3 separate regions of the Mus musculus genome follow, and regions 2 and 3 are each linked to region 1. A link is a loop called in an ENCODE intact Hi-C map of the cell type or tissue named here. Cell type or tissue: gastrocnemius. All regions are shown on one strand.

What was found. Hi-C counts contacts between places; a loop is a spot of excess contacts. Peaks named below come from ENCODE experiments on the same cell type or tissue, not always from the same donor. Only the 100,000 strongest peaks of a DNase experiment are listed, where the experiment ranks them.
Region 2: a loop joins it to region 1, with 6 times the contacts of the local background. A loop is called at or near these places in 24 of 42 quality-filtered maps.
Region 3: it touches region 1 in a loop (7-fold over the local background); 30 of 42 quality-filtered maps call a loop at or near these places.

What each region holds. Positions count from the first base shown.
Region 1 is chr6:82,992,952-83,000,951 of GRCm38, reverse strand. The region is part of intron 4 of M1ap (meiosis 1 associated protein); the gene reads right to left. Among named protein-coding and RNA genes, the nearest start is that of Gm32644, 26 kb to the left of the region's middle. In gastrocnemius, CTCF peaks have their summits at 3,919 and 4,120 (motif pointing left); DNase peaks (open chromatin) are centred at 2,422, 2,937 and 4,102; H3K4me3 peaks cover 1,003 bases; H3K27ac peaks cover 2,066 bases.
Region 2 is chr6:83,050,434-83,058,433 of GRCm38, reverse strand. Loxl3 (lysyl oxidase-like 3) reads right to left here. Exons shown (of 14, transcript NM_013586.5): 12 at 7,990-8,000; 13 at 7,765-7,876; 14 at 5,868-7,634. The coding sequence ends at 7,561. It overlaps Htra2 (HtrA serine peptidase 2), which reads left to right and starts at 3,863. Exons shown (of 8, transcript NM_019752.3): 1 at 3,863-4,513; 2 at 4,617-4,821; 3 at 4,911-5,105; 4 at 5,364-5,396; 5 at 5,631-5,736; 6 at 5,892-5,961; 7 at 6,597-6,692; 8 at 6,800-7,168. The coding sequence starts at 4,008. The coding sequence ends at 6,965. It overlaps Aup1 (ancient ubiquitous protein 1), which reads right to left and starts at 3,913. Exons shown (of 12, transcript NM_007517.4): 1 at 3,602-3,913; 2 at 3,386-3,523; 3 at 3,155-3,305; 4 at 2,744-2,928; 5 at 2,464-2,536; 6 at 2,294-2,367; 7 at 2,000-2,066; 8 at 1,790-1,892; 9 at 1,556-1,675; 10 at 1,341-1,456; 11 at 1,040-1,158; 12 at 752-936. The coding sequence starts at 3,738. The coding sequence ends at 900. Dqx1 (DEAQ RNA-dependent ATPase) reads right to left here and starts at 590. Exons shown (of 12, transcript NM_033606.3): 1 at 295-590; 2 at 1-4. In gastrocnemius, a CTCF peak has its summit at 3,131; DNase peaks (open chromatin) are centred at 3,187, 3,852 and 4,723; H3K4me3 peaks cover 3,710 bases; H3K27ac peaks cover 3,131 bases.
Region 3 is chr6:83,097,133-83,105,132 of GRCm38, reverse strand. It overlaps Ccdc142 (coiled-coil domain containing 142), which reads right to left and starts at 3,617. Exons shown (of 9, transcript NM_001081266.1): 1 at 2,495-3,617; 2 at 2,089-2,175; 3 at 1,864-2,013; 4 at 1,601-1,731; 5 at 1,408-1,521. The coding sequence starts at 3,449. In gastrocnemius, CTCF peaks have their summits at 3,139 (motif pointing right), 3,693 and 7,849 (motif pointing right); DNase peaks (open chromatin) are centred at 2,713, 3,126 and 3,605; H3K4me3 peaks cover 2,351 bases; H3K27ac peaks cover 2,108 bases.

The DNA of each region.
Region 1 (8,000 bases):
CTTCCCCTCCTTCATAACTGCATGTTGGAATAGTAAAATTGAGCTTTGATCAGAGTTGATTTTGACTTGGCTCTGTTCTTTCTTCCGTTCGTTTAGTTCCTCTCTTTCAGCCCAAGCTGCCATCTCAATTGAACCGTTCCTCTCGAGCTGCTGGTCGGCCCGCAACCCTCGTTAGTTATTAACGAGGGACATATCAGTTCTATGTTATCATTTTTAGTAAAAATGTGTTTAATTATTACTTCTGTTAAAATGAATCTTAACATTTAAAAGAAAAAAAAAAAGGCGAACTATTATATTGGCCCTACCTTATCGTACAGATTACAGAGTAACTCATTGGCACACTGTCTCACAAGTGTGATTGGCATCCAAGGTGAGGGGCTAGGCTGCTGTGTGATGAGAGGCCCTGGGTAGGTGAGTTAACAGGCTTTCCTGGGGGCACTTCTGAAGTCAGCCAGTTCTACCTCTGACGCTGGCATCTGCTTCTACAAGTAAAGGTCAGGGAAAGCCAGAGAGAAGGTAGTGGCGGAGGCATGGACAGAGGCGGGGAGGGAAGAGCTGAGGAGAGACCCTGAGGGTCCACTGAGATACAAAGGGCCTAAGAAAAGCCAGGGTTTGGATGAATAACTTCTGTGTATGACTCGCGAATGCCAGGCAGGTTATTTCTAGAGCGACATTCCTGAGGAGAGGTTGGTAGAGGCGGCAGACTTTTCCACCTCAGGAACAAAGAAGGTTCAGTCCATGGTGCTGGCTCCAACGCAGGAGGCGCAGGGAGTGAGATGACTTCACATTCATTCAAGGACTTCTCCTGTCTCCCACAGGGATAGCAAGTACAGTACACTTTTTTTTCCCTGGCCAGCACGATCAACTCTGCTAAACAGTTATGCAGATTCATTCATTTCTAGCTGTTTCGTTCATCTCATCAGGGACACACAACTCTCTCTGTCCCTGTTGAGTTTCTAAAGCAGCAGCCTTGAGAACTCCGTCTCAGACTCCTGTCCGCTCCATTGTGTTTTATGGTGCTAGAATAATAAGCACAAGATATTGCCAGAGCAGCATTTAAATAACTAATGTGGCTCGTCTGGTGACGACAGAGGCAAACACAGTGAGGGGGTGGCTGGTCCTTAGTGAGGCAAAAGAACTATGAAAGCAACAAGGCAAGGATAGAGCTAGAGAGATGGACTTGAGGGGCTGGAGAGGTGGCTCTGTGGTCAAGAGCACTGGCTGCTTTTTCAGGAGACCTGGGTTCAATTTCCCCACGCCTGCATTTGGCTAATGACTGCCTGTAGCTCCTGTTCAGGGGATCCAACTGACCACCCTCTGGCTTCCCCAGACACACATGTGGTACATGTACACACAAAACATTCATATACATAAAGTATATATATAAAAAAAACCAAACCCCGAGAGTCTCAGAGAAGTAAGTATAAAGGGTAGAAGATTGGGAACTCCCCTGATGGGTAGCGGGAGGGGACAAGACATCATTCTTCATAGAATCATCATCACCACCACCACCATCACTCAACAACATCATCAACAACAACATTGAAAAGGGTTTTCTAAAACTGTACAGCTAACATGGAATGGCGAGGCCAAGGAAAAGTAGTTCTGCTGAGAAGAAGGGGATGAAGCTGGGTGTGGTGGCCCATGCTTTACCCAGCATGCAGGAGGCAGAGGTAGGTGGATCTCTGTAAGTTCAAAGCCAGCCTATTTTACACTGAGACTTCCAAGTCAGCCAGAGAAACACAGTGAAACTGTATCTTTTAAAGAAAGGTCAAAGAAAGAAATGAAGGAGAATTTTTTTTTTAACAGCAAATATGCTAAAGCTAGACCAGAAGATAAGCGTGACGCTATGCACGAGGGGGGCGTGCAGGCCTCAAGGTTTTGCTGTAGCTTTGCTGATGGTTTCGTCACGGCTTAGAGGACGGGTAGGGAGAAAACTCATCAGAAATGGAACACTAAGAGAGGAAGCAACAAAGATTCAGGTTCCTAGATGTGTCCCAGCGGCAGAGATGTGGATGTCACCTCTGTTCTTGTGGATTACCGCAGTGACAATTCCCTCTCTAAAATGTTCGGCTTTTCCATTAGTTCTGAGGTTGGGAAGCGACATGTCTGAGGGTGCAGGCAAAAAAAAAAAAAAAAAAAAAAAAAAAAAAAAAAAAAACGACTCTGAGGAACGGGTTCTTGAACGCAGCACGTGTTGTACAATGGAGAACGCCCTGCCTTGTTCTCCAGATGAGTCAGGCAGGCAGTCTTCTCAGCACTGTCCATTGTTAGTGTTTCTAACTTTTTAAAAGTTTATTTCATGTATTTTTGTGTGTATAGGTGTTTTTTGCCTACGTGCACGTGTGGGGGACCATGTGTGTGTGGTGTTCACAGAGGCCAGAAGATGGCAGTAGATTTCCTGGAACTGGAGTTACAGGTGGCTGTGAGCCACCTTGTGAGTGCTGGGAATTGTTGGCACTCAAACCCGGGTCCTCCAGGAGAGCAGCCAGTGCTTGTCACTGTGGAGCCATCTTTCCAGCCTTCATTTCTCACCTCCTAACTCACACACTCTGGGGGAGAGTAACAGCAGAGTTTTCTTGTTTGAAGAGATTCTCGTGTCATCCCCACAGAGGTGCTGGGCTTCAGGTTGGAACCTTGATTCTGCTGTCTCAGAAGAAATGGCATCCTTTCAGGGACAAGCACTGGCTGCTCCTCCTAAGGGCTCAGGTTGAATTCTATTGTCACCTCCTCGTGGAGCCATCACTCTTCAGAGACTCCGCCTTCCTCTTCCTCTGTGATGGTCCAGGGCGCTCCTCCCCATTGCCCCCGTTGACACCCTGGTTTTTCAAGATCCAGTTCAAATGCCACCTGTACCTGTCCTGACCCACCCTTCATGTGTAGGTGATGATGGCGAGGCAGATAGCTCATTGTATAGTTTGTGTTGTCACACATTTGATCTTCCCCATTTAAGTGCAGGCTTCTTTTCATGTCCATCCTGCCCCATCCCCCAGCTGGGGCCTTGGCAGAGGCCTGTCACTCCCATTGCTTTTCCTGTGACCCTTCTGCTTCAGCTAAGTTAGTCTCCTTGTCACGTGACTTCCTTCCTTCCTTAGGGCTTTTATTACTCTGTTAATCCGAGGCCTTGCACCTCCTCCAGCCTTTGACTCAGAACGTTGTCCAGGAGCTGTGCTCATATGATCTTTCCTTGTCTGCTTTAATTAGTAACGGAGGGGTGCTTGTGAGCTTCATTGTGCAGTATTAATCATACTTGTTAATTTATTTCTGTTGAAGGCTTTATTTCCCCGAGTTTTTGAAAGGCAGTGTGATTTAGTAGCAAGATCAGGACTTGAGCTGTGCCTGGGATGTTGTTAGTTGTGTGTTTTTGGGAGCAGCAGGGACACTAGAACCTATTTCCTAGTTATCATAACACACTACAGTGTACGTTGTTTAAGAACAGCATGCAGTAGGTCAGCCACTGCCTTCATCCTCCCGTTCCTCTTCCATTTCTTTATCTTTCCCTCCCTTTCTTGCTGTCACTCTGACATGAAACAGGGTCTCACATGGTCCAGCTTGGTCTCAAACTCATTATATAGACAAGGATGACCTTGCCCTTCTCATCTTCCTGTCTCCACTTCTCAAGTTGTGGGGATGATGAGGGTTGGCATTCACCACCACACCATAGTTTATGTGGTGCTGAGGGTCAAACCCAGGGCTTCATGCATGTAAGGCAAGCATGCTAGTAACTGTGCCACACGCCCGGCCCTTCTACTCTTCCCTACTCTCATGGGCAGAAAAAAAAAGGTACTTTCCTTTTTCTTCAAACTGTGTTTTGCTAGGTCATCCTCCTTGGCTTCTGCTTTCCTCTGGGTTAGAACAGCAGCGCCCACTGCAGCATTGCTCACAAACATAACTAAATGTGCTAAACGGGAGAGCTGGGAAGGAGATATTGTTCTTCTTAGATAATACTGAAGCATAGCTCCTCCCAGAAAGCAAGGCATTACGCATCTGATGAAACAGGCCCCTTGACGCGGTGCCGCTCGAAACTACAGCTAACCATTGGAACAACCTTGCCTGAGTCCCTGTAAGCCATAGGAGGTGGCATCCACAGTCTATGTGTGGACTTATTCTGCCCCCTAGTGGCCACAGCAGTGACAGCCTTCACTTGGATTTATTATGAACTGCCACGTGGGTGCTGGAGGAAGTGTTTCGCTGGGAATGGGCTTGAAGAGCTTAAGGACTGACCCGACAGCCAGCTTGCTCTTCTTTTCTTTGTGTTTGTGGCTGAAGCTCTCGGCTTCCTGCTCCTGCCGGCATGCCTGCTGCCATGCTATTCCTCACCATTGTAAACTCAGCCCCCTGTGCACCATAAGCCCAAACAAACTTTCTTCTCTAAGTTGCTTTGGTCATGGTATTTCATCACAGCAACAGGAAAGTAGCTATTCCTCTGAGCTGGAAATGATAGTGATGGCTAGGCTGAGAGCCCACTGGATATGAAATAAGGACACTGGTCACCTAGAAGCATTGCAGACTTTTAAGTGCCATGCAGCTCTTGGGAATAAAGATTAAAAAGTTGCTGCTGAGGAAGTCTACATCTACAGTGATGTGAACATTTGAGATGCTCAAAGTCTTGCCGTTTCTTTCACTTTTTTCTTTTTAGTGAAGTATGTGATCCAAATTGGAAGAAAAATATATCTTAACTACAGGTTTGTTTGTTTGTTTGTTTGTTTTTCTGAGACAGGTTTCTCTGTGTAGCCCTGGCTGTCCTGGAACTCACTTTGTAGAGCAGGCTGGCCTCAAACTCAGAGTTCCACCTGCCTCTGCCTCTCAAGTGCTGGGATTAAAGGCATGTGCCACCATGGCCCAGCTCTCTCTCTCTCTCTCTCTCTCTCTCAAGATTTATTTATTTGATATATGTGAGTATACTGTCTTCAGACACACCAGAAGAGTGCCCTTACAAGATCTCATTACAGATGGTTGTGAGCCACCATGTGGTTGCTGGGAATTGAACTCAAGACCTCTGAAAGAGCAGTCAGTGCTCTTAACCGCTGAGCCATCTCTCCAGAGCCTAACTACAGTTTTTTGTTTTTTGTTTTTTTTTTTTTGGTTTTTCGAGACAGGGTTTCTCTGTGTAGCCCTGGCTGTCCTGGAACTTACTTACCAGGCTGGCCTCGAACTCAGAAATCCGCCTGCCTCTGCCTCCCAAGTGCTGGGATTAAAGGTGTGCGCCACCACTCCCGGCTTTAACTACAGTTCTTAAACAACGGTCCCATTTTCATATCATAGAAGAAGAAGAGGAAGAAGAAGAAGAAGAAGAAGAAGAAGAAGAAGAAGAAGAAGAAGAAGAAGAAGAAGAAGACGACTCTATGTTAAAGATGTCACTTAGTAGTGACTGAGGTGTGCCAAAGTCTAAAATATTACCTGGCGCTGGAGAGATGGCTCAGTTGGTAAGGGTTTTGCCTCTCAAGCATGAGGGCCTGAGTTCAAACCCAGAACTAATGTGAAAATGCTAGGGCATGGTGGTGTGGAGGCAGGAGGATACCTGGGCTCACTGGATAGCCAGTCTAGTCTCGGTGGTGAACTCTAGAACCAGCAGAGACCCTGTGTCAAAGGAGGTGGGTGGCATTCCTGAGGATGGCACTGCTGTGCTCTGGCTTCTACACATACCCCCCACATCAGCAAAGAATAAAAACAGATAAAGTAGTATTTGGCTTGCTAAACACTAGTCTTAGGAGATATTTAAGACTTCTTCATGGGAGCACATGCCTATAGTCGCAGCTCTAGGGAGGCTGGCACAGAATTGCTGTGAATTTGGCTATGGGATGGCTCCTGAGTACCAGGGCAGTCTCTGTCCCATAAAGAGGCCATGTTTTAAAACAAAAGTCTTTTATTCCTCCTGCAGATATTAATTTATGTATTATATAGCTTAAGAGTATTTAATGTAAACTAACATAACTTTCAAAGTTAAAAGTGTTGAAGCTGGCTGGGAAGTAGTGGTTTCATAGGCACCGTGGTAAGGAGAGGGGAAAGGGCAGGGCTGATGGCACAGCCCCAACAGCCACAGCACTGTGCTTGTCTCCTTTAAACATTTAACATTGTATTCATAAATTATTGCCGTTATTACGTGTGTGTGAGCATGCGCACACTGCTACACATGTGTGGCAAGTGTGCAGGGTGCAAATGTGTGGAGGTCAGAGGGCAACTTTTGGGAGTCAGTTCTCTAACGTCACTGTGAGGTCCAGGGATTGAACTTGGATCGCCAGGCTTGCAGAGTGAGCTAGGTTGAATCAGACAAAGTTGAAAAGGTCTCTGAAAACAAAGAAAATCCCAAAGCACGTGCGCGTGTGTGTGCATGCACCCCACCCCCCCAAAGCACGTGCACACACCTAGGTTGCATGACTGTGACTGTACTTCTGCATGGGTCTGCATTTTTGACTCACTGCAAGAGTTTTCTCAGGATACTGGGTTCATGAAAGAGGAACTGATGACTCAAAAGCAAACACATACAAATTCCAAAGGTATCTACAAATTCCCCTCTTCGTGTTTAGATATCAGTTCCCCCATGTTATAAGTCCCTTGACATCATAGGGCTTTTTATATTGCCAACTACACTAATTAAAAATTACATTTATTTGTGTGTGTGTGAGTGTGTGTGTGGTGGGTGTGTGAGTGAGTGATGGTGTGCATGGGGTAGTCAGATGGCAACTTGCAAGAGCTGGCTCTCTTCTTCCACCGAGTGAGTCCTAGCGATTGAACTAGGGTATGGAGCCTCAGGATTTTGCGCTTGGCAGAAAGTACCTTTACTTGCCTTAGATTTTAATTAACCCCCCCACCTCATTTTTGTGTATGGGAGTGTATGTATGTGTGCAGGTGTGCATGATCCTGTGATTGCATGTGTGGAGGCCAGAGGTGAACATCAGTCTTCCCCTATTGCTCTCTGCCTTATTTCTAGATAGAGTTTCTCACTGAGTGAGTGGCTTACTGTTTGGGCCAGGCTGCCTGGCCAGGAAGCCGCTGGAATGCTCCTGCTTCCACCTCACCAGTTAAAAGACAGTGAGGAAGAAGTCCACTGAAACAGAGAGCCAGAGAGCCAGAGAGTGCTTTAGCTCAGCCCAAGGCCCTGGCTGGCCCTTGTACTACAGTGTGGGGAAAACTGAAAACAGCTTGGAGTTTAGGCTTAAAGAATGGGACTGAGGCCAGGCAGGGTGGCAAATGTCTTTAATCCCAGCACTCAGGAGGCAGGGGCAGGCAGATAGGTCTCTGTGAGTTGAAGGCCAGTCTAGTCTACATAGGCAATTCCATGGCAGCCAGGGCTACCTAATAAGACTCTGTCTCAAACAACAACAACAACAACAACAACAACAACAACAACAACAACAACAACAACAACTACTACTACTACTACAAGCAAAACAAACACAGGAAGAGTGGGTCTGAGAATCTGAGTATTGGTTCACTGTAGGTGCAACAGGTGGCAGTCTGAGCCTAACAAAGTTGATTGTCTGACAAAACAGACACTCCAAAGCAACATAACAGAATTTAAAATCTCTATAGCCTAACATTCACAAACCAAATTAATTGAAATGTTTTTGGCATATAGAAGAAAACTATGACTCAGTCTCAAAAGAAAACACAAATCACAGATTCAAGTCTTTACATGATAAAAATATTGCCCTTACCAGATATGAATCTTATTGAATTGAATAATTCAATTGGCATAATTGAAACAATTCTTAAGGAGGAATTGAAAGTATGTTCACAATAAATAGAAATATAAGAAGTAGGGGCTAGATAGATGGCTCAGTGCTAAGCTGCTCTTCCAGAGGACCCAGGTACAATTCTCAGCACCCACGTGGTGGCTCACAACTGCCTGTAACTCCAGGTTTAGGGGATCCAACACCTTCACACAGAAACATATCCAGGCAAAACACGAATGCACGTGAAATAAAAATAAATTAATAAATTATTTAAAAAAGAAATATAAGAAATGTCAATAGAGGAACAGAAAATATGAAAGATAA
Region 2 (8,000 bases), 57 kb before region 1:
CCATCTCAGCTTGATCCCCAACGTTATCCCACAGGGGAGAATGCCTTGGGGTCCATCCTTCCCAGGAAACCGTGCTGGGTGTCTCTAAGAGGACATCACCAGTGGACTTTCACCCTGTTTGTAGCTGGGATCCCTGAGTAGTAAAGATCTGTGACTAGCACAGGGACCCACGGTGGCAGCAGGAGCTACAAGAAGCAGTCATCTGTGGGAAAGGCCCAAGTGGGGAAAAGTAAGAAATCTGGAGATGAGAGAAGGGGACAGTAGGTAGGGCCATTAATGATTCTGGATTCAAACCTGCCAGCAGCTCTGGGACACGGTCAGGATGGCAGCCAGTTCTGGACACACCCAGCCAGGCACACCAACCCAGGCCTCCCTGGAGTACAAAGGTAAATTCCGGCCCCATCCGGGAGGCTGAGCTCAAACTCCAATCCCAGAGCTTTATTTTGGGGGGAGGGGCCTTTTGCTCCACCTTGGTCAGCTTAGCTAGGAACCTATGGAAAGCAGGTTCCTGATGCCACCCTGAGCTTGTATAACTGAGCCTATATGACTATAGTCATGAAATGCATTCTGGGACTTGTAGTTTTGGAGTGACAGCCTACACTATAATTGAGCTGGGATCCAGTTGTTTTGTCTTCAGTTTAGTGTAATTTCACAGTTCCATTTTGACCATTCTCACCCATATTGTAGTCTTCAACCCAGGAAAAGAAACCTGCTCAAGGGGCTTTTGAAACCCAAAGAGGCAACAGAGACCTTGAGTGAAAACCCTGAATTTAATGTGAGATTGGGGGAGCCCCATCCCTCCCTTTTTACCACCCACTCATCCGGCCTGTTGTTAGCTGGGTGAGGGCTGCCCCCAGTCTCCGTCCTGCGGCTCTGGGTACCATCCTGTTCCTTTGGGCTCATTCAGCCTCCTGGGCCTGTCTCTCTCTGAATCTCCTGTGGGACATGGGGGAGAGAGTGTATAGGCTTTGTCACATCAGCTTCATCAGGCCTTTCTCCAACTTGTTCTTTCTCACATATTGTCCTCTAACCCTCTCACCTTCTTGCATATTCATACAGTGCCTGCTTGCGCTCCTGCAGGCTCTCCTGACGGGCCCAGGAAGACTTGGCAAACGTTAGGGCTGTGGGCTGAGGGGTCGCCAGGCCCGAGCTGGGGAACTGAGGTGATCACAATGTCAGAGGGCTTGCGAAGTCATCATCATTATACACCCATCGAATGCCTACTTTGCAAGAGAGGCACTGTGCTAGGGTCTCAACATCAAGGCGAGAAGTCAGGGAGAGGGAGCAGAGACTGCCCAGACCTGCCCTTAAGTCTTGGCCTTGACTACTCCAGGTCTCACCTTTGGGGCAGAGGGTGCAGGCGGGGACTGAGATCCCTCAGTGACATCTTCAGGCATGAAAGCCACAGCCCCCTCGAGCAGGTTTGTGATGGTCAAGTCTACACACCCAGTCCTGGCTGGGAAGAGAGGGGCAGAGTGTCCACTCCCTGTACCCCTTCTCTGTTGAGACCCATTTTCCTGTGTCTGCCATTCTGTGATGCTACCCTTTCCCATACCCAGGTCTCTCTGGATGACATTCAATGGCACATGGGGCAGAACCTCCTTGACTCTGTGAGCGAGAGTGGTCAGCTGCACATCAGAAGAAGGGCTGGGAGGAGAAGGAAAAGAAGACTGCACTGTTTAAAAGAAAAAAAAATGAGGTGAGTGGATTACTGAGAGAGGCAGACACGCGTAAGGAGGGAAGCAAAACCACCAAGCGCAGCAAGCATCTTTGTGCCCAGATCACACACCTGACTGGGGGCGTAATCTGGGGTGTCTTTGTCGCTTCATGTGTTCTGCTTTGTCTGCTGGAGTGAGCCGTGTCCCTATCTGGCCCAATTCTTTGGCCACCAGCTAGGGAGAATTGGAAGGTTATAGCTGTAGCCTCGTCAGGTCTTCTTCCCCTTCTCCCCAGGAGGGAGGGACCCCCCCACTTCCACCACACCCCTGTTCACTACCACCTGTTGTACACGGAGCGCAAACTCCTCACTCTCTTCCCCTAGCTGTCGACGAATGGGATGAAGCCACCTACAAAAACCAGAGCCCTGCCCTGTTAAGTCGACAGGGGCTAAGGGTATGGCCCTTCCCCATTTATCTTGGAACAGTGGTGGGGAGAGTAGGGAGATGAAGATAAGTGTTGCTTCTGTTAGAACTTCGACATTAACAAACCACAGGCAGACAGGATAGTGGTCACTACTTCCATGCCCTTGAGGTGAACACCTTCCCAGCCACCAAAAACGGAGGACAGTTAGTACCTTACTTGATACACCGTGAAAGGAACAAAAAGGGACCACAGCAGTTCTGAGACCCAGGAGGCATCTGACACCGTCTGAGGGGAGGGCATGAAGTGAGGTCTAAGCCAGGGCCACAGGTGGGAAACTTCCCTTCCAGACCCCAGAGTAGTCCCTGTCCAGCATGCACTCACCACAGAGACCAGGGGTCTCTGAACTTGCAGGGTAAGAGGTTGTACCACGTCCTGAATAGAAAATGGCCACGAACTAAGAGAGAGGGAGAGAGAGCGAGTAGTATGGGAGTTCAGCCTAGCCCAGCCAACCACTTATATCTGACTTAAACTAGTAAACTGTCCAACTCCATAAGCAGACAACTGAGGAATTAAGAATTTCGAGGGCAGGGCTAAAAGTGGGCAGACAGGAAAGGAACTAGGGCACCCACTCAACTGGAGCCAGATGCCTGCGCTTACCCACCTGAAACGCAGCAGCCCTTCTCGGCCATTGGTGGCCTCTTCCTCGGGGAAGAGCAGCAAAGGTGTGGGCGGAAGCCTCGTGGAAGCACAGAATTTCTTGAGTGACTCCACCAACTCCACCCGCCTATCCATCTCCATGAAGCCCCGAGACCAACACACAAAGCTGGGGGGACTATTGAGTAGAGGCTGAGAACGGGGAGAAAAAGCAAGAAGAATGGAAGGAAATGTCAAAAAGAGAAAGAGAAAGGAAAAGACAGAAAGAAAGAGGAAAAGGGTGACACGTGAGGTGGCGATTAAGGGGCTGGGGGAAAGGCTCGGTGTTCCCCAAGAGAATCCCAATGGGTAAAGGGGAGCCTTGAGCTTGGGCCTGGGGAGCCACCCGGTGGCGCTCTCGGCCTCGCCCCCCACTCACGGTGCTACAGGTGGTGAGGAGGTTGACTATGTTGTGGTCAAAAGGTGTTACGTGGTTGGAAATAAGGACCCTGACGCGGTGATCGCGGAGTCCGGAGTCCTCCTGCCGGGCCACGAGCCCCAGGACCGCACACATGGTTCGTACCACGAACCTGGGGACACAGGCGGCGGTGACCGTGCGGTCCAGAGCCCAGCCCAGCCCCGATGCTCCCCCGGGCGCCGCGGTCCGCACCTGCGGAGGACGCTGTCGGGCAGAGCGCAGCTGACCAGGAAGACGTGGAGCCCGAGGAAGAGTCGCAGGACCAGGAGGCAGAGGCCGACCGGCGCGTAGAGCAGTAGCGCGAGCAGCAGGAAGCCGTCACTCGGGAGCCTGTGGCGAGAGGCGACGCGATCAGGCGCCGAAGCTGACAGGACGCGCTGACCGGTCTCTTCCCTCCGCAGCGCTTACCGGTGCGAGTCAAAGAGCCGCTCCGGCCCCGGAGCTGGGGGAGGTTCCATCGCAGCCGCTTCAGGAGAGCGGGGCCGCTGTCGCCGCCATCTTCGCAGGGCCGCGGGGGCCCCTGGGAAGGCGGAGTCTTTGGGCATCCGCCGAGACGCCAGAACCTGAGGCCCGGAGGCGCCCCGGAAGGGCTAGCGTTCCCAGCATGCCTCGCGGCCCCGGGGAATGTGTGTGTATGTGTGTGTGTTTGTGTGTGAGCGTGTGCGTATGCTGGAGAGGAGCGCGTCCTGACGGGACTACGTTTCCCGGCATGCGCTGAACAGCTACCGTCGTGCCCTGCTTCTCCTAGACCGCTTGCCGGGTTCTAGAGGACCGCCTCTGAGTAGGGCGGGCGAGGAGAGTCGAGGCGGAGCTGATGGCTGCGCTGAAAGCGGGGCGGGGTGCAAACTGGAGCCTTCGGGCATGGCGGGCTTTGGGGGGCATCTTCTGGAGGAAGCCTCCCCTGTTAGCTCCTGACCTCCGGGCTCTGCTGACGTCAGGAACTCCTGACTCTCAGATCTGGATGACTTATGGGACCCCCAGTCTCCCGGCCCAGGTGCCTGAGGGGTTCCTTGCATCACGGGCAGATCTGACGTCTAGGACCCCGGATCTCTGGGCACGATTGAATGTGGGGACTTCAGGCTCCAGTGACCAGGAGGCCCGCAGGAGCCCTGGAAGCCGTCGGCGCGAATGGCTGGCGGTGGCGGTGGGCGCAGGAGGTGCAGTGGTGCTGCTGTTGTGGGGTTGGGGTCGGGGTCTTTCCACGGTGCTGGCTGCTGTTCCTGCTCCGCCACCCACTTCTCCCCGGAGCCAGTACAATTTCATCGCAGATGTGGTGGAGAAGACAGCCCCTGCTGTGGTCTATATCGAGATCCTAGACCGGTAATGGTGAAGTTGACCAGGAGGTGTTGAACTGCCGTTAGTGAAGGCAAGGGAGCAGGATGAGGTGGAAGCTGCAGTGTAATGGGTACTTTCCCCATCCCAGGCACCCTTTCTCCGGCCGTGAAGTCCCCATCTCAAACGGATCAGGATTCGTAGTGGCTTCAGATGGGCTCATCGTTACCAACGCCCACGTGGTGGCTGATCGGCGCCGAGTACGAGTGAGGCTGCCTAGCGGGGATACTTATGAGGCCATGGTCACAGCTGTGGATCCCGTAGCAGACATTGCCACACTGAGGATTCAAACCAAGGTGGGGATGGAGTAGGCCAGATCTGATGGCAGCTGTTCTCTTGCTCCCTTCTTAAAATGACCAGTTTTGCTGGCCTTGTTTCCCTTAAGGAGCCTCTTCCCACACTGCCCCTCGGCCGCTCTGCTGATGTCCGGCAAGGGGAGTTTGTTGTTGCCATGGGAAGCCCCTTTGCACTGCAGAACACGATCACATCTGGTATTGTCAGCTCTGCTCAGCGCCCAGCCAGGGACCTGGGACTCCCTCAAAACAACGTGGAATACATTCAGACCGATGCAGCTATTGATGTGCGTCCTGATATGAGGGAAATTAGGTGCTAAGGTTGGAATTGGGGAGAACAGCTGTTGGGTATGAGCACCAACTGACACGTGGTGGTGACTGGGCCTGTATCAGAGGTTGGGCTGCAAAAGGCAGCCTCTCTAGTTCATGTGCTAGGAATGGAATTTGAAAAATTTCCCTACACCCTGTTTATGTCCTCGGTCTTAGAATTCCCAGAGCATGGGATTCCAGATCTTTTTGATGTTTTCTTTCATTTTATCTCACAGTTTGGAAATTCTGGTGGTCCCCTGGTTAACCTGGTGAGTGTCCGTGTTCTTCTAAGAATCCATGCCCCAGGTTAGTGTGGGAAGTGTGGGTTTTCCTCTGATTTAGGGAATTTTAGCTAAGTCTCTAGTCTCTTGTTCCTCTCCTGGTATACAGACAGACAGACAGACAGACAGACTTCTGTCCCCAAATCCTTGCTACTCTTGTTCAGGTGCCCCCATCCTCTGCCATCTGTGTGGGCTAGGGGACAGGGGGCTGTGTCCCTGCAGGATGGGGAGGTGATTGGAGTGAACACCATGAAGGTGACAGCTGGAATCTCCTTTGCCATCCCTTCTGATCGCCTTAGGGAGTTTCTGCATCGCGGGGAAAAGAAAAGTGAGCCTGTCTTACAGGGAAAGGGGTTCCTTTAAAATGGAGGATGGGACTTAGGGGAGGGCATTCACTGGGGCTTGGTATAGAGGGGTGTGCTGGTAGAAAGTAAGGGAAAGAATGTAGCTGGGGGGCGGTTCATTTGTCCTCTTTTATTACAGATTCCTGGTTTGGAACCAGTGGGTCCCAGCGCCGCTACATTGGAGTGATGATGCTGACCCTGACTCCCAGGTATGTTAGTGTGGTGATATATACATATACATATATATGTATGTTAGTGTGGTGATATATACATATATCTATATATATGTATATATATATACACCTATACATACATACACACACACACCCCTACACACACACCATACACACACCCTATCCTTTTCTTGGGTTTTCTCTCATGTCTGTTTTTTCCTAAGATAAGCTGTTGTCTTCTGTCACAAGCACTGTTCCCTCTCATAACTTTCTCATCCCACTGCATCTGGATCTTTCAGTAGATTGAGTACATCCTGCTATTGCTGTGATGTAAAGCCAACATTGACCTAGCACTGGAGGCCCATTCCCGCCCATTCCCACCCATCTCGTTATCCTTCCAGACAGCTTGCCGTTTCTTCGGAACTACTTTCATTTTCCACTTCTATGTCTCAATACCTTATTTCGTAAGGTGGTAGGACCCACCCTTCTAGGCTCAGCTTAAGTTCTAACCCTTCAGGATGACAGAAGTGAAGTTGATCAACACCATGTATCTTTCGAAATTAGCTATCTTTTATGTGTATATCCCACTTCCTAAGCTCTAGAAGGCAGAAGGTGAACTATTAAGATGGGAGAGGGCCTGTGTGGAGCTAATAGTGTCTGTGCCCTTTCAGCATCCTTATTGAACTACAGCTCCGTGAGCCAAGCTTCCCTGATGTTCAGCATGGTGTCCTCATTCATAAAGTTATCCTGGGCTCCCCCGCACACAGGTGATGGGGAGCGTGCTCTGGGGGGGGGGGTTGGGTGGGATGGGATGGGTGGATGTATCCTTGAACTTCTCTGTCTATTCTCTCCTTGCCCCGTCCATCCTCCACAGGGCTGGTCTGCGGCCTGGTGATGTGATCTTGGCCATTGGGGAGAAATTGGCACAAAATGCTGAAGATGTTTATGAAGCTGTTCGAACCCAATCACAGCTGGCAGTGCGGATCCGGCGCGGATCAGAGACACTGACCTTATATGTGACCCCCGAGGTCACAGAATGAATGACTGGACCGGCAAGAGTGTGAAGCTCTTGCCCTGATCTCCTCCTTGCTTTCCTAGCCTAGGTTCTGAGTGCATGTGGGTAGAGGAGGAGTCAGTGAACCTGCGGAGGGCAAGTCCCTCTAACCGCTGCATCAGTCCTGGGCTCCGAAGAACACATTTTATATAAAATAAAATTATACCTAGCAACATGTTACAGTCAAAAGTGGGGGTTGGATCTTCTCCCCCACCAAATGGCTAGAGGTAACGCGGTCCTTAGGAGAACGGAGAGCGATGGGAGCTGACCCTCTTGACCTCCCCTATTCAAGAGAATGAGCTGCTGCCATCCTGTGTGGGGCAGTTCTTTGTGGTGTGTTCTGTCTGTTGCTGGGGCTGTTGGCTGATTCTCCATGCTTGTTGGCCAAAGGTAATGACAGCTGACCCCGTAAAGGAGGCACCAACTTCTGTTTGACAGTTTGTTGCCTGTAGTGCACAGGTGGTTGAGTGTAGGGCGCCTGCTGACATCAGGGGTTCTTGTGGTAAGCTCCTGAGGTAATGGCAGCCTCAGACCCCTGCCATTGGGGGCCAGTGGTGGTTTACAGAGAGGGTGGTAGCATTTTAGACGATCTGGTTACTAGTCTGGCCAGGGTAGCGCTCAAACCTCCTGTTGGCTTCTTCGCTGAAGGCATCACCTGCAGAATAGACAGGCACTGTGAGGGGCTGTCCCTGCACAGAGGCAAGAGCACACACCCATCATGGGCAGTGACAGCATGGAAGCCTTTCCCTCCTGCCCTGCATTCACCCATCTCATCTGTTACCTACCGATGTGGCAGTTGTGCACCCAGATGCGATGCCCGTCGTATTTGCAGTTACACTTCATTGCATTGTTGGTGAAGTCACTTTCTGCTACCTCAAAATTTGGGTTGATAACGACCTGTGAGTGAGGAAGAAAGCTGGTGTGACCCAGCAGCACTCCGACAGGTCACAGGTGTCCTCATCACTCACCCCAAACCCCAGCATCTGAAAGCTCAGGCAGATGCTAGGCACCTGAAGAATGT
Region 3 (8,000 bases), 100 kb before region 1:
CAGGGCCAACCTGAGCTCTGCATCCACACTAGGAGCAGAGGGCCAACCTGAGCTCTGCAGACACACCAGGAGGACAGGGCCAACCTGAGCTCTGCAGACACACCAGGAGGACAGGGCCAACCTGAGCTCTGCAGACACACCAGGACAGGGCCAACCTGAGCTCTGCAGACACACCAGGACAGGGCCAACCTGAGCTCTGCAGACACACCAGGAGGACAGGGCCAACTTGAGCCCTGCAAACACACCAGGAGAACACAAACATAACCTTATATTTTGCAACAGGAAGCAGTGGTGTGCAAAATGGGACAGATAAAGACAGAAGTAATAGCTCTGTCCATAAACCTAGAAGAAAATCATGGGGGACATAGCTTGGTGTCACGGATCTTACCTGGCATACATGAGGCCCTGACATAATCCAGAGAAAGGGCGAGAAGAAACAGCCAACCCAGAGGGGAGTGGAGCTGTTCTGCTGATCTCCCCATTAGAGGGCTTAAAAATACTTTTAACTTCATTCTCTCTCTCTCTCTCTCTCTCTCTCTCGTGTGTGTGTGTGTGTGTGTGTGTGTGCTGGCATGCTCACATATGCAGTGTGTGTGTGTGTGTGCTGGCATGCTCACATATGCAGTGTGTGTGTGTGTGTGTGTGTGTGTGTGTATGTGCTGGCATGCTCACATATGCAGCAGAGACAACTTGCCGTCATTAGTTCTATCTTTACCCCATATGGGTCTGGGGTTGTCAGACTTGGCATTAAGCACCTATAACTAACGAATCATCTTGCTGCCTCCTTCTGCTCCCCTTCCCACTCGTGATTGGAATCAAAGAAAAGTTCGATGATGCATGATCAGCAGTGCTTGTTGCTTAGCTACAGCCCCAGCTTGCATTTCACCCTTTAAATATAGACATGTGCTACTTTAGTAAAACTATAAAGCAAGCCAGATGCAAGGGCATATGCCACTAATCTCAGATTCAAGAAGCAGAGGCAAGCAAATGTATGTATATGTATACATACACATACTATATATATAGTGTGTGTATATGTGTGTGTATGTATATATATAGTATATGTATATATATACAATAATATATACAAATGTCACTTTTAAAGAGAATAATGAATTAAACACTACTAGGAAAAGTAAAAGACATAATTATGCAGTCGCTAATGAAATAAGTCTAAACAATGATGTCATTGGCTAACACTATTAGGGAGTAGCAAGGGAGTATGAATCATAACTGACCATGAGTTGATTACTATTATGACCATATTTGAATTTTTTTCCATAGTAAAGAACAAGAAGCCAACAGAGAAAACTTTAGCAGAGACTAAGGAGATTGGAGATCGCAAGGTCCCCAGCCCTGTTCTCTAGGCACACACTTACGCTGCCACTCTCAGGTCTCTGCACTCACCTGCATCTTTTCAGTCAAATTGTGGATCTCTAGGCCCAGCTGCTGCTCCACCTCCAGAGTGAGCGCTGCTTCGGAGGCCAGGCTGGACAGCGCCTCCACCGCAGACAGAAGAGGCTGTGGGCAGAAACAGAGAGGGAGGGCTCAGCTCAGGCCACTGAGGGAGGCTGCTCCCTCCCAGCTCTGGGCCACTCACAGGCAGATCCTTCTGGAGCAGGAGCAAGAAGGAACCGGGGTCCCACGCTGCCAGGTGCTGCTGAGCTCTGCCCACAAACCAGAGCAAGGTGGTCTGCAGGGTACAGAGCCCCAGAGCGACAGGCGTAGGACCTGGGAGGGGAAGGACAGTACCCTAGGGTTCATAGGTCACCTCCAGGAGAAGGCCAGCTTCAGAACAGAGGACAGGCAAAAGATAACAACTGCCCCGCCCCCTGCCCTCCCATTCCACACCTCCTGTCTCACCTGCAGGCGGACACAGCCTAAGTTCTGGCCTGGGCTGTCGAAGGCTATCCAAGAGGGGAGGAAAAAGCCGCTGCAGCAGCTCAGAGGTAGGAGACAGTGACGCAGGGCTGCTCTGACCACCCAGGGCTGATCCTAAGGCCTGGCAGAACCCTGGCATGACAAAATATAGTCTGAGGGGGTGCGCAACAGGATCCTTGGGTCACCCCAATGTCCTTTTCTCCTTACCTTGGTCCCAGCTGCAGATGACAGACTGGTGAAACAGGCTGTGACACAGAGACAACAGCTCCTTCTCACACTCCTGAGGCAGGGGTGCTGATGGGAGAAATGAAGGAAGCCTGGAAACAAATCCCTGGTGACAGCCCCTGCCGACTCCACTCAAGTCAGGCATGGTGGCTCTCCGGAGGCAGGAGGCTGAGACCAGCGTCCCAGGCCAGTGTGGACTAAAACCTAAATAAAGACTGCTATGGGAAGCTGCGTGGCCTTGGGAAACCCTAAACGCTATACTTTAAACTCGGGGAAGTTCATTCATTCAAGGCCCTGCGCTTGCTGACAGGCTGGAGTTGAGAGAGGGTAAAGGGAAAAAGACACCCTCACCACAACCTCCAAATGCCAGCTCGGACCCCTCGCTTACCTTGACACAGTGCCTGACTCAGCTCTTGTGCCATTGCTCTAGGGTCCTCCCAGGGTCCCACGCGTAGGTCCAAACACTTAGCACAGGCTGCCCACAGCAAGGTCCAATACTGGCTCCACAGGGCTCCAGGTCCCCCAAGCCTCAGTCCGCTGCTGTCGGTGCTAGCCACGCCCCCTACCAGGCCCAGCAGCCCGGGCAGCAGCTCTCGCTCTTGCTCGCACTGCCGACGGAGCTGCTCCTGCAAGCCCGATCCGCCACGGGCTTCAGCCAGCTTATCTGCCACCTGACAACCCCGCTCTGCAGCCAGGAGCTGGAGCACACGGGCCGCGGGGAATGGGCGCGCGGCCCCGGGGACGAAGTTCAGGGAATGTCCCTGCAGAGTGTGGTAGAAGGGAAGGGCCAGCAACAGTTCGGCTAGCTGGGATGTCAGGCCCAGGCTAGCGGGTGTCCGGCCCAGTGAACGAAGCTGCATCTCGATGGCAGCCTCCAAGTGCTGGGCAGCTAGCCCGACAGGGCGAGTCAGGAGAAGCGTCTCCCTGGAGCCCGGGAAGCCGAGGCGCAGAGCCGCCCCACGAGATGGGCACAGCTGTAAATCGCCGTGCAACTGCTGCAGGGAGAGGGAACCGGCCGAGGAGCCGGAGCGGAGCAGCCGCACGACCGCCTGCAGGTGGCGGGCGCAGTCCCGGGCCCGCAGGAGCTGCTCTCGCTCGCGGTGCAGACGAAGCAATGTGGCCCGGAGCCGCTGAAGAGCGAAGGGCATCGGGCCGCTTGCAGACGCGGGAGCCCACGGCTGTCTGCTGAAGTCCGGGCACGGGACGCTCACCGCAGCCAGTAGCCCTAGCCCTCCACGCCTCCCCTCGTCCCGCTCCTCCCCAGCGCCCACGGGCTGCGCCCACGACGAGGGTACGTTAGCGAGTGGAGGCAAAGGGCCACTAGAGCTGGACGCCCGTGCCATTTGCACGGCGAGTCCCAAACGAACCTAACGCTCGCCGCCTCCCCGCTTCCCGTCGCACTCCACGCCCGTGGGCGCCAGGACTCACCAGCTAGCCGGAAGTCTCGTGGTCTTACTGGGGCTCCGTAGCCACGACCTCTGCCCCTAACAAAGATGGCCACCCACTTACTCTTTCCCGGCCCTTAACGACTATCAAATTCTAGCTAGACTTTCCTGTCACCGTTAACGGGAGGTGGCGCTGATGCTAAATGCTGTAGGGAGAGTCAAGCTAGGTGTGACTTGACAGCAGGAGACCCATGTCTCCGCCATCCCTGACTTCCTAGTGTACCGCCTTCCTGCAGTCTGCCCTCTGGGGGTCCTGCGGCGGTCTACTACAGAAAAGAGGAAAGCGAGACCTCAGTTTGCTTTTGCTTTGATCGTTGTCTTCGTGTTCATTTGTGGGCGTGTTGTTGTTCAGTTCTCTTTGAATCTCACTGTGTATGTTCTTAGCTATCCTGAAACTCTCATGTAGACCAGGCAGGTCTCGAACTCAGAGTTGTCAGCCTGCCTCCGCTTCCTGGCTTAAGTTAAGAGTGTGTATGTGTGTCATCACAGCCAGCTTCAACTTCTTTTATGTTTTCTTTCAGTCATCTCTGAGAGTTTTGGGAAGCAGCTGGTTCGGACCCTACTCATAAAGATCTTAGGCAAAGGAACAGCAAGGGGTCCTCGGGCTGCTGCTGCTGCTGCAATGCTCTAAGCAGGCAAAATTGAGCATTTGAGGGTCTCCAGTTTGAGGTCAAGGCAGTAGTTACAAGTGCTTGGGAATATATTGTGAACAGAGGACAAGACCCCACAGCATGGAAAAGAATATTATTACTGCCCAGCACTAAGAGATTGAGGCAGGAGGGTTGTCTAGAGGTGGTCGACACTTGGCCAACATACTTTCAAGTTAGCCTAGGCTACAGTGTGAGACCCAGCCTCTGAGAGTGGTTTAAAAGGTTGGAGATAGGGGGTTAGATTCCTGAAGTAGTTGGTACAGTTACTGAGGGAGAGAGAGGATCAGATATGGGATCACCGAAAGACTAAGTAAATATACAGCAGTTTTCCTGGCCATTCACTTCTAGACTCTCAGAGTCAACAAGTCCTCAGGCTAAAGATCCAGGTTATGAAGGGACTCTGGCTAACTCTCATGTGGGCACTGTTCTGGCAAAACCATTCCCCCTGCCTTGCTAAACAAAACAAAACAAAACAAAACAAAACAAAACCAAAAAACATTGTTACATTTCTAAAACTAGCCAAGAGGTCTATTCCCTTATTTGGCCACTTCCTTCTTCTAAGGCTGACTACCAAGGTATGGCTATCAAAGTACTGAAGTCCAGCAATCAAAAGGCCCCCTTTAGTTTACCTAATTAGCATACCCGATCAAAATTAAACACCTCATCCTAACCCGGGTTTCCCCCTTTACTATCATAACTCCATTTGTCTATGGGCCACAACTGTCTCCTCTCTATCCAGAGGTAGTCCTTTGTCCTCCAGGATAAACACCCTTGCCCCTTTTGTCTCCTCTCCTTTGTTCCCTTCCTCTTTTTCCTGGTCCTCTATCTCCTGTCTTTGTCCCTTATTACCTGCCCTTTGTCACTCTAGGGCAAATAAATTTCTTTTGTGCTGAGAACTTGGTCTGGAGCAGGGGGCAGGGGCAGGTGGTCCTGAGCTAATACTGATCAGTTACAGGTCACATAAAAATTGGCCCCCGCCGTAGATTCATGAGCACCTGCCTCCAAAGTCAAGAAGTCTCAAAACTAACTAATTGAAGCTGAAGAGGTGCTTTAGCCTGACTGCTCATGTAGAGGACCCCTGTGCAGTTGGCTTGAAACAGCCTGTAACTCCAGTTCCTGGGGGCTCTGACATCTTTGGTCTCTGGAGGCACCTTCACATGCTTGCACATGCCCGCACTAAGATACATATAATTCAAAAATAGAAGAAAATGCCGGGCGGTGGTGGCGCAAGCCTTTAATCCCAGCACTTGGGAGGCAGAGGCAGGCGGATTTCTGAGTTCAAGGCCAGCCTGGTCTACTAAATGAGTTCCAGGACAGCCAGGGCTATACAGAGAAATCCTGTCTCAAAAAATAAAATAAAATAAAATAAAATAAAAAGAAGAAGAAGAAGAAAATATTTAAAAGTTATCTTTTATTTTGTTGGGGTTTTGGCTCATAACACAAACTTCTGTTTGCTTAATAAAAAATCTTGAGAATCCTTTTACAGTCGTCCTTTTATTTCAGACATGTAGTCATCCACTAGAATGTTTTGTTTTGTTCTGAGAGGGCTGGTGAGATGACTCAGCCAATAAGGGCACTCGATTCCGAGACTGACAACTTAAGTTTGATCTCTGGACCTCACAAGATGGAAGGAGAAACACACACACACACACACACACACACACACACACACACACACCAATAATAATGAAAAAAATCCTTCTTTTCAATGAATCAGCAGTATCTAGTGGAGGCACCATCCATACATAACACAGCCTGTCCCACGAGATGTATAAACAGGGGGTAAGGTGGAATTAAGGGGTTTCTCTCTCAAAAAAAAAAAAAAATTAAGCTAAGATCTAAAAGAGACAAGAGAGCCAACCCATTTTTCTGGGAAAGCACATCCCAGGTAGAAGACATAAGACATGCGAAGTTACAGATGGTGTTAAACTGTCTCAAGACAAGCTTTGGACAATGTGTGAAATAGGTTGGCCTTCAGTCAGAGGGGGCTGCCACTACCAAGGGGACATTAGCAAAAAAGCCTTAATGTAAAACAGGAAAAGAAGGTGGGCTCACAGTGTTCATAGAAAGGCTTAAGAGCAAAATGAAAAAAAAATATGAGAGTAAACATAAAAGTGCCTTTGGGGTAAGGGATGCTAAATTTACACTTTGTAACTAACCGCTAAGCAGACAGACTGAGGAAAACAGAGAAAAGATGGAGGACTAGAGAGGCAGGAATGTAGTTCTCCAGAGGCTGCAAAAGGTCTTTGTAAGAAGGGTCAAGGAGAAACTCAAGCAGAAAGCTTAGATACTGTTGACAACCATAAATCAGATTAATGAGGGTAGGCAAGGCTCCAGGAAGCCAAGGTCCAAATCACCAAACAGAAATCTCAAAGGAAATAAGACAGAAGAGAGACTCCAGGGAGAAAGAAATCCAGTGTTACAAGTGGAGGGGCCAAGAGGCGATGACCTGGCTTAGAAAGAAAAAGAGAAAGAATGCCCCTCCTTCCAATGAGGATTAAAAGACATTAATAAATGTCTCATCTAAAATTGCAGTTACAAAGTTAACATGCAGAAACTTTTGGCTCTGTATGTACTTTCTTTTCTGCCATTTCTTGTTTGCAAGATTGTTTTCCTTAGCATCAAGGTCATTTTGACAATCTGTCAAGGCTCTTGGTAAAATATAAACTATTTTTCTTTGTAACTAGAGAGAGAAAGAAAAGCTATCAAAATCTGAGCCAAGAAAAGGCTTGCCTAAGACTTGTGATGAAAAGGGTTGGTGGCTAAAGCAGGTGTACAGGCGATCTTACTTTGTTACACGGCGCCAAGTCTGTTATCTGGGGGAATGAAATAAGAAAGAAGCAGTAAATGAGTATAGGAGAACTGTTGGCAGTGATTTCAGTATAAGGTCATATTTTTGTAAAAAGGATAGAAAAGAAAAGGGAATATTGTGGATGAGGATAGGATTTGTATGACTTTTTAAACAAAGATTTTGTTCTAAGAATGAAAAACAATGCAGCCAAACAATGAAAGACTAAAGCCCTCTTACCCTCTTATGCTCTTGCTTCTCTCTTGCCCCCTTACTCCCAACTCCCTTCACCCCTCTCTCCACGTAGCCATGGCCCGCCCCCATTTCTCTACTTTCTCCTCCTCTCTGCCTTTCTCTGCTTCTGCTACCCTCTTAACTCCCCTCCCCATGCCCTGAACAAACTCTATTCTATACTGAAAGAGAGAGAGAGAGAGAGAGAGAGAGAGAGAGAGAGAGAGAGAGGGGAAAACTAAATCCAAATCACAGGAGGTCTGAGTAAACTTGTACAAGGATAGAATATAAAGATGATACATATGTTTGATGATCAAAGTTTATTAAACCTTATAAGATTAGACTAGAGAGATGGCTTAGCTGTTAAAAGCACTTGCTACTCTAATAGAGGACCTGGGATTGGTTCCTAGCACCCACATGGTGGCTCACAACCATCCACAACTCTGCTTTCAGGGGATCAGAAGCCCTTGTCTGACCTTCACACACATGAAGCACGCATGTGCTGCACCCACATACATGCAAGAAAACACTTAAACACAAAATAAAATAAGCAAATCTTTTTTTAAAAGATTTATTTATTATTATATGTATGTACACTGTAGCTGTCTTCAGACACGCCAGAAGAGGGCGTCAGATCTCATTACGGATGGTTGTGAGCCACCGTGTGGTTGTGGGGATTTGAACTCAGGACCTTTGGAAGAGCAGTCAGTGCTCTTACCCACTGAGCCATCTCTCCAACTCCCAAGCAAATCTTTAAAAATCCCAAGGTTATACTGGTCA